2 separate regions of the Homo sapiens genome follow, and region 1 is linked to region 2. A link is a loop called in an ENCODE intact Hi-C map of the cell type or tissue named here. Cell type or tissue: GM12878. All regions are shown on one strand. Links, peaks and the distances in the headings refer to the core of each region. The heading gives the core; the rest is flanking DNA. Region 1 overlaps MS4A4A (membrane spanning 4-domains A4A). Region 2 holds the start of MIR6503 (microRNA 6503).

Region 1 (4,408 bases), core at 158-4,157, 100 kb after region 2:
TCTCCCCCTCCCTTTTTCCTTCTCCTGCTTTTCTTTCCCCATAGAAAGTACCTTGAAGTAGCACAGCCCGTCCTTGCATGTGCACGAGCTATCATTTGAGTAAAAGTATACATGGAGTAAAAATCATATTAAGCATCAGATTCAACTTATATTTTCTATTTCATCTTCTTCCTTTCCCTTCTCCCACCTTCTACTGGGCATAATTATATCTTAATCATATATGGAAATGTGCAACATATGGTATTTGTTAAATACGTTTGTTTTTATTGCAGAGCAAAAATAAATCAAATTAGAAGCAATACTTTCATGTGCTACCTACTTCCTTTTCAGATGCAATATGGTGGAAAGAGACTAAGCGTTGATGTCAAAAATACAGTATGGTGGTAAATAATGTGGGTTTTCTAAACAGACAACCCTGGGTTTTCATCTTGCTATCCCATCTTTGTTGTTTACTACTTATGTAGCTATGAAGATGCCACAAAATTTCTCTGTGCTTCATATTTCTTTTTAGGAAGGTAGTAATAATATTGTCTGGCCCATACACCTATGATAATTACTTGGTATAACAAAGGTAGAAAAACCAGGACTCTGACTGGTACATATGGAGCCACGAAAGTTTTAATTAATATATATACATGTATATATGTAAATAGATATGTATTAGATATATATATCAATTTATCATTTTATTCAGCATATATCTGTAAAGTATCTGTAATGAGGCAGACATTGTTTTAAGCATATAAGAAAATAGTGGTAAGAGAGATAATATCTTATATATATAAGATAATAGTGGTGAATAAGAGAGAGAACATCCTTCCTCTCTTGTAGGTTAAAACTTTTATGGGACAGGACATAGATTAACATATAAACAATCAAAACCTTTTTATATGTTGTTAGAAGCTAACTGGAAGAATTAATGTGCTAGAGAGTGGCTGCTGTAGTGGTGGTGAGAGATGAGTCATTAGAATGTACCCAGGAAAGTTTTTTTTTTGAGGAAGTGATATTTTCATTATGATAAGATAAAAATTATTGAATTTGCACGGATATTCGTATTTTCCAATTCAGTATATAGTATTTCTAGATTTCTCATTCTGCCCTACACTCACATATCTATTGTATCCACCTTTCTCCATGCACGCTTTTCATGGGAATGTAAGTCCCTCCTTCTATCAGTGCTAACCTGTCTACTTTCTCCAGCTCCAGGGATGGATAAGGTGTGGTAAAAGTCAGTTAAGACATTCTATCTTCTTGGTTGAAAGTTGGAAGGTAATTAGCAAGAACCACCAAATAGAACTTAATACTATTGCTTTTCTTTCTTTTTTTTTTTGAATTTTTTTTTTTTTTTTTTTTGAGACGGAGTCTCGCTCTGTCGCCCAGGCTGGAGTGCAGTGGCGCTATGTCGGCTCACTGCAAGCTCTGCCTCCCCGGTTCACGCCATTCTCCTGCCTCAGCCTCCCGAGTAGCTGGGACTGTATACAAGCGCCCGCCACCGCGCCCGGCTAATTTTTTATATTTTTAGTAGAGACGGGGTTTCACCGTGTTAGCCAGGATGGTGTCTCGATCTCCTGACCTCGTGATCCGCCCGCCTCGGCCTCCCAAAGTGCTGGGATTACAGGCGTGAGCCCCCGCGCCCGGCCAACTGTTAATATTTTACCATGTCATAAAGAGATATTGGTCTATGTATGTACCTAATTCCAATCTTTTAATTATTGTGTATGTACTGATATCCTACTTGTTTTATTTCTTCAATATTGTATTAATACTTGGCAGATTTTGTACTCGGCATTTATTCCCCATTTGTTCTGATAATGATGGCCTGATTTCCTCCAAAAAATCACCATTATCTAACTCTTAATTTATGTACAAGGGTGGAGCTCACCCAACCCCCAATTTCAGGAGTTGACCTGTGTCCTACATCTGGGAAGTGGCAGAATTACATCAACTCAGCTAGAGTGAAGTTCTTTGGTAGCCTTGTGACCTAGGAAAAAACAATTGTGTGAATGACTGACACATTTCCAATCAAAATTAATCTCATCATTTTCACTTCACTGACCAAGAAATGGTCTCCCCATCTTTCCTCTTTCCTGTTGGGTTTGGAGCTGTGAGGACGTAAGTTTGCTGCCATCAGCAGCCCCGTGACAGACAGATGCTCACAGACAAAAGCAGAACTGAGAAGTTCCAAGTGAACGATCAGACCCTAATGTAATTCTTTTGAGTCTCCAAGTCAAGTTTTACCCGGAGTTGGCCCAACCCCTGGGGTTTTAAATATATAAAGACAAGGAAAGAGATTTATTCAGATAGTGCAATAACTGGGCAAAATCCTTCAACGGCTTCCTCTCTAATTCAGAATAAAAGCCAAAGCTCATATAAATCCTACATAGTCCTTACATCACGTGATTCTTTGTTGTTTCTTGGATTTTTAAAATATCCTGACTTATATCCTGATATATTGCTTTGAGATTGTTTAAAATGGTAAGAGAGTGCCTTCTCTTGGTGATAATTAGTGCATACATAATTTTTTTAACACTTACATAAGCAACCTAAGATTAGTGCATTTTTAGTTGTAAAAAGTTCATGCAAATATTTTGTGCTATTAGTGCAAGATATTATGATTCCAACTTTTAGACAAGACTACCTGCACTTGTTTCATGTCATGTGATTTGAAATTTATTCTTCATTTGGTTATTCTTGGTTTTATCTATATGTGATTAGAAAGCAGTAGGAAAATGTCCATGAGACTTTGTCTCCTTTTGCTACTTTTACAATAAAAATAATTATTGTTTCATAGGTTTTTGTTTTTTTTTTTGAGAGAGGGTCTGGCTCTGTTGCACAGGCTGGAGTGCATTAGAACCTCTGCCTCCTGGACTTAAGCCATCCTCCCACCTCAGCCTCCTAAGTAAATGGGACTACAGGTGTGCACCACCACACCCAGCTACTTTTTCTATTTTTTGTAGAGACAGTGTTTCACCATGTTGCCCAGTTTGATTCCCTGTCTGCTTAATGATTGCAAGAGGCTCCCCTGCTGGGTTGAAGTTGGGCCAAGAATTGCCTTAGTAGTGGTTGATACGGTTGGGATGGTATGGTTAAAGTTGAACTCATCATTGAGGGAAGCATCTTGGGACCGCACTTCGCCTTGTAAATAATTGGAAAAAAAAAGTTATAAGGTCTTGAGTATATAAAGTGATATTATTGATAACTTCTAACTATAAGTAGTCCAAGCTCTTCAGGTAGATGCAAGATATCTGTGACTAAAAATGATTTTTTTAAAAAATTTGAATCCAGTATTTTTGGGTTTTTTTTTTGTCTTAGACTCACTGAGGCAAAATGAAGGCTTCACGCTAAGTTAAATTTGTGTTATCAAATATTTCTGTCCCCTTTCTCCTCTAAAATCTAATTTCTCTTCTCTACCAGTCCTAAATATCAAAGATTATAAGAAAAGTAAGGATAATTAAAGATTAAAGAATATTGAGGCTTGTGTATTTTTTCAGTCAATGATAAAGAAACGGGCGATCAATAATAAGCAACTGGTAAGTGTACTATAATCAGCATTGCTACAAAAACTGCTATCTATTGAGAAAACATGCATCCAACTATTAAAAGTAATTTATATTTATAAAATCAAATTAAACCCACTCGTAAATGTAAGAGAAGTCTCAAAGGGCTCATTGTTATAACAGTTATAATAGGTATTTTTACATTTGAGGTTGTAAAATGATAATACTGTATGCAAAGTTAGAGGCAAATCAACAGTTCTAACAGTGATGTGTTACACTTACATTACTCAGTAAATTGGATTATAGAGCATGGAACAATTTGGGGAAGAATCATCTCGGGTGTTCCCACTGACCATTAGAAATCTGTAGTTTATCTTAAATTAACTATTTTTAAAATTTGCCATTTTCCACAACTCTTACTTTTCCTGATTCTGAGTCCTGATCCCATAAACTTGCAATACTCTATGGAAAGGATTTCAAGAGAGACATACTTTTATCTTTAATAAAAACATGAATTAAACCAGAAGGAAGGAAATAAAGAGTTGAAGCCCACTGCTGTGGCTGCTGAAGTAATAGATGCATTTTATCTTAATACTTGACTAGAAATTTCCTGTATCTTCATTTTGTATCTTATTATGAATCTTCATCATTAAAATGTATGATAGCTTTATGGTAGGTCTTGAAATCAGGTAGCATATGTCTCATATTATTTTTCTTCATTAACAAAATTGATTTAGTCAAAGTCTTTAATTATTTCATGTACATTTTGGAATTACTTCGTCAACTTTATGCAATCCAAAAAGACCTTCTTGGATTTTGATTAAGAAGGTATTGAGTCTATAGGTCTATAAGGGAAAATTGCCAACTTAACAATATTGAGTTTTCTAATCCATTAACAGAATATACCTTTT
Region 2 (4,408 bases), core at 90-4,089:
AGAACTTTCCTGGTTACTCTCTAATGACTCATATTTCACAACCACTACCAACAACCACTCTCCAGCACATTAATTCTTACAGTTAGCTTCTAACAGCATATAAAAATGTTTTGATTGTTTTATGTTAATCTGTGTCCTGTCCCATAAAAGTTTAACCTACAAGAGGAAGGATATTATCTCTCTTATTCACCGCTATTTTCTTATATGCTTAAAACAATGTCTGCCCCATTGTAGATACTTTACAAATATATGCTGAATAAAATGATGAACTGACAAATATAAATAATATGTATATATGTACATATGTATATGTATTAATTAAAGCTTTTGAGGCTCCATATGTACCAGAGTACTAATTGCTCTATCTTTATTATACCAAGAAATTATCATAGGTCTATGGGCCAGACAATATTATTACTATTTTGCTGAAGAGAAATATGAAGCACAGATAAATTTTGTGGCATGTTCATAGCTACATAGGTAGTAAACAACAAAGATGGGATAGCAAGATGAAAACCCAGGGTTGTCTGATTAGAAAGTCCACATTATTTACCACCATACAGTACTGTCGACATCAACATTTAGTCTCTTTCCATCATATTGCATCTGAATAGAAAGGAGGTAGCACATGAAAGTATTGCTTCTAATTTTATTTTTGCTCTGCAATAAAAAAGCAAATGTAATTAACAAACATTAACAAATACCATATGTTGCACATTTCCATATGTGACACAGGATACACATTTGATTAAGATATAATTCTGCCCAGCAGAAGGTGGGGGAAGGGAGAGGAAGAAGAAAAAATAGAAAATATAAGTTGAATCTGATCCTTCATATGATTTTTACTCCATGTATACCTTTACTGAAATGATAGCTTGTGCACATGCAAGGACTGACTATACTATTCCAAGGTACTTTCTATGGGTGAAGGAAAGCAGAAGGAAAAGGATGGGGGAGAAGGGCATGAATCTCCACTTCATGAAGGAAAAAGCACTTTGGTCCCCAAATATGGCAGAAAAAAAGTCAAGTAAGTGAGAGGAATGTTATACAGGGGAGCAGAAGTATGTGTTTTGCATGGAGACCTCGTTTTAGCAATACCTTTTTGCCCTTCTGCTTCCAAATCTTATTTGCCAGTTTAATGCCTTTATATAAAGTCCTAATGATGAATGAAAACCTTTCAAGTGCTGCTGCCTCATTAAATGCATTATTTATTAATTTAACTTCTAGTACTCTCGATAAAGGGCCAATGAAATTAGTTGTTGAGTTCCAGGGGAAAAAATGAGAACAAAATTTTGAATATATACACACACACACATATATATATATATGTATATATATACGTATATATATATACACACACACACACACAGAGGTCATAATTGGATTCCATATAATAATGATATCAATATGTCTATCAGTATTGGAGTTGGATTCTGGTACTTTCTCATGTGGGGTTCTTGTGTTACAGTCAGCATAGATTTCTGGAGCATTCTTCTGTTAATCTTTTGGTGGCATCAAACTGTCTTAAGTGGTGTGGGAGATGCTATTTCTGCCATGTGAGAATTTGATGGTGTAATTAGCACAAACAATCAGAATGCCATAGGTGAGTCACCCAAATCACCTCAGAGTGCCCCTTTCCTGCCCACATAAAGTCATCATTATCAGAGTTTACTCTTTTCTTCTCTGATTCATTCTCAATATCAGTCATGTGGGGATTCTCAGTCATTCTTTAGATCAGGCTAGATTTAGGACACAACATTCAGTGATAGCTCTTGACCTGAGCTGCTGATGACCACTGCCCTGGTCTCGCAAGAGGATCAATCTTACATGTGGATGACAGTGCACAATATGATGGGTAAACCAAGGTATCATGAAAAATATGGGGCTCTTCTTCCAAACCAGGTTGTTCATGCTGATGACATCAACATACCCAAATCATGATTTGCTGGTTACAAATAAAGCATTGCAAAAACCACACTGGCCTGGAATAGCAGGGATCATCACAAAACTAAGAAAAGTTCTGGTTATTCTTCCACAAACTCAGTGCAACATTCGATTGGTAGGGCACGGTGGGGGACCAGGAAGAGATAGAGATTTAGCCAAGATATGCCCCAAAGCCACTGCTTTTCTGGACTCAAACCAGGGGATTAGGGAAACAACATTCCCCAGCTTCTATGCAAAGAGCCAAAGGGAACACAGACTTAAATATCATGACATGAAAGTTACTTCACTTGATGAAATTACAAAATCATTGGTAATTGCTGAGAATCTCTCACCTCTAGGGTTTTACAATGCAAAACCCCACCACTAGAGTTAATGCGCTATAGTCAATCTCTCTTCTATGAGGGAGGGTTGTCGGGGAGTGGGATATGGTATTGCCTGGGAATCCCTAAAGAAGACAGAGAGGCACAAAATGATGGAGAAGGGCACCAGAGAAACAATCTCCTCAAACTACAATTACTTTATTCTTTGGCTGACGGTTTTGTCTGCCTTTCAGACTTTGGGTAATGAAGCTAATGAGTAGCTGTTGGGGTTTTACTATCCATTTCCTCATTCTGGAACCCTCAATTCTAGGAGGATATCCCACCCCATTATTCTTAGAGCCTCTTTCTTGATTTCTTCTCTCCTTCCATTCCTCACTTTCCTCTCTCTGTGTAACTTTCTTTTGGCTTAACTGCCAGGAGCATCTGCTGCAGGTCTCAGGGTAAGAGAGTGGGCAGGTGGGCACAGACTGATAGAGAAGTCTGAGATCATGACATTCCTTCCGTATTCCAGGAAAAGTTGTTGTAATAGGATAATAGAATAAAACCAAGTACTTTTGGGGACCTCTTCATTGTGAAATATTTTCTTATCTGGATTCAGAGGTTATGCCCTTTGAGAAAGGAAGGGGAAAAAGAGCTTTTATTTAGCTCTTGTGCTAGGCAGAGTTCTAAGGTGACACTCACTGACCCCTTGTGATTCCCTTCTCTCAAGTGTGGATGAAACCTGTGTATAAGATGGGATACAAGTCCCGTATGTAGGACTGATTTGTTGACTTTCAGTTTATAAAAAAACTCATTATTCTGGATGGACCTCACCTCTTCATGTGAATGCTTTATGAGAGGATTAAAGCACTAGAGACTCTGGCTCTCCTGCTGGTCTCAAAGAAAAAGTACATTGTCATGAGTCCTCAACTTAAAGGAAATTAATTCCGCCACATTCACATGAAAGAGAATCAGAAGCTTTAGACAAGGCCACAGCCCCGGCCAACTCCCTGATGACAGAGTCATAAGATCCTGAACCAAGGACCCACATCCACTGGGCCCAGACTCTTGATCCATGGAAACTGAAATATAATGAATGTGTACTGTGTTAAGACTATAAGTTTGTTTAACTGATTATACAGCAATACAAAAGTAATACAGATACCTTCAAATGAAGGCCAATACTGACCTCACTGGGGCTACAACAAAGCACTTTACATCCAAAGGCAGAGAGGGCCACAGCAATGCAGAATTCCAGCACACTTAAGAGGAGCACCATGCCATCCGTACCCTAGGAGAAAACTCATAACAAGGGAATGTGAGAAATGGAGATGACAAGTGAAAACATTTCCCAGCAACCACAGTGTCATAAGAGAAAAAGCACTGGCTGGGAGTCAGGAAACCTGCCTCCCAATGGCAGCCATACCCTTGACCAATTCTTGATCTGCTGAAGTAGCTTCTCACTTTTTTCACTAATAAAATAATCACAGACATTTATTCCCTAGTTCAGCACCTCCCAGTGCTATTGTGGGCATGGAAGATGAAAGTGCTTTAAAATGTTAGGAAGGTAGTATAAAGATAATTGTCATCATATCCTATTGAGTACTAGAAACTCATATCATTGAAAAAATACTATGATTCCATATCTTCGTGATTGTAAGCAGAGTAATGGTCCCCCAGGGAGGTCTGCATCCTAGTCCCCTAATCCTCAGCTTCTGGGGATTTGAATGCAGACCTCCCTGGGGGGACCATTGTTCTTTTTGCACAACAAAAAGGATTAAATTTGCAGCTGAAATCAAGGTTGCTTATTAGCTGGAATGAGAGAATTTTCCTGGATTATTCAGGTGGGTTCAAAGTAATGACAGAATCCTTATAAGTGGAAGCAAGAGGCAGAATAGAGTTCAAGAGAGTTTTGAAGATGCTGCATTGCTTGATTTGAAGGTAGAGGATGGGATGACAAACCAAGAAAGGTAGGCAGCCTACAGAAGCCAGAAAAGGCAGTAAAACTTATTGTTGCCTAAGCCTTCAGAAAGGAGTACGGCCTTGCCCACACTGATTTTAGCCCAGTGAGACCCACTTTGAACTTCTGACCTCCAGAAACAGAAGATAACCAAACTGTATTGTCTTGAGACACTAAATGATTTTATATGGTTCTGCCTAATGAT

What was found. Hi-C counts contacts between places; a loop is a spot of excess contacts. Peaks named below come from ENCODE experiments on the same cell type or tissue, not always from the same donor. Only the 100,000 strongest peaks of a DNase experiment are listed, where the experiment ranks them.
Region 1: it touches region 2 in a loop (2.2-fold over the local background); 1 of 110 quality-filtered maps calls a loop at or near these places.

What each region holds. Positions count from the first base shown.
Region 1 is chr11:60,308,672-60,313,079 of GRCh38, forward strand. It overlaps MS4A4A (membrane spanning 4-domains A4A), which reads left to right. Exons shown (of 7, transcript NM_148975.3): 7 at 1-299. Among named protein-coding and RNA genes, the nearest start is that of MS4A6E, 16 kb to the right of the region's middle. In GM12878, for the core only: no CTCF peak of the experiment used is centred there; a DNase peak (open chromatin) is centred at 2,130; H3K27ac peaks cover 1,511 bases.
Region 2 is chr11:60,205,161-60,209,568 of GRCh38, forward strand. It overlaps MS4A4E (membrane spanning 4-domains A4E), which reads right to left. Exons shown (of 9, transcript NM_001393391.1): 6 at 3,433-3,534; 7 at 554-660. It overlaps MIR6503 (microRNA 6503), which reads right to left and starts at 3,996; the gene lies at 3,911-3,996. In GM12878, for the core only: no CTCF peak of the experiment used is centred there; DNase peaks (open chromatin) are centred at 1,595 and 1,769.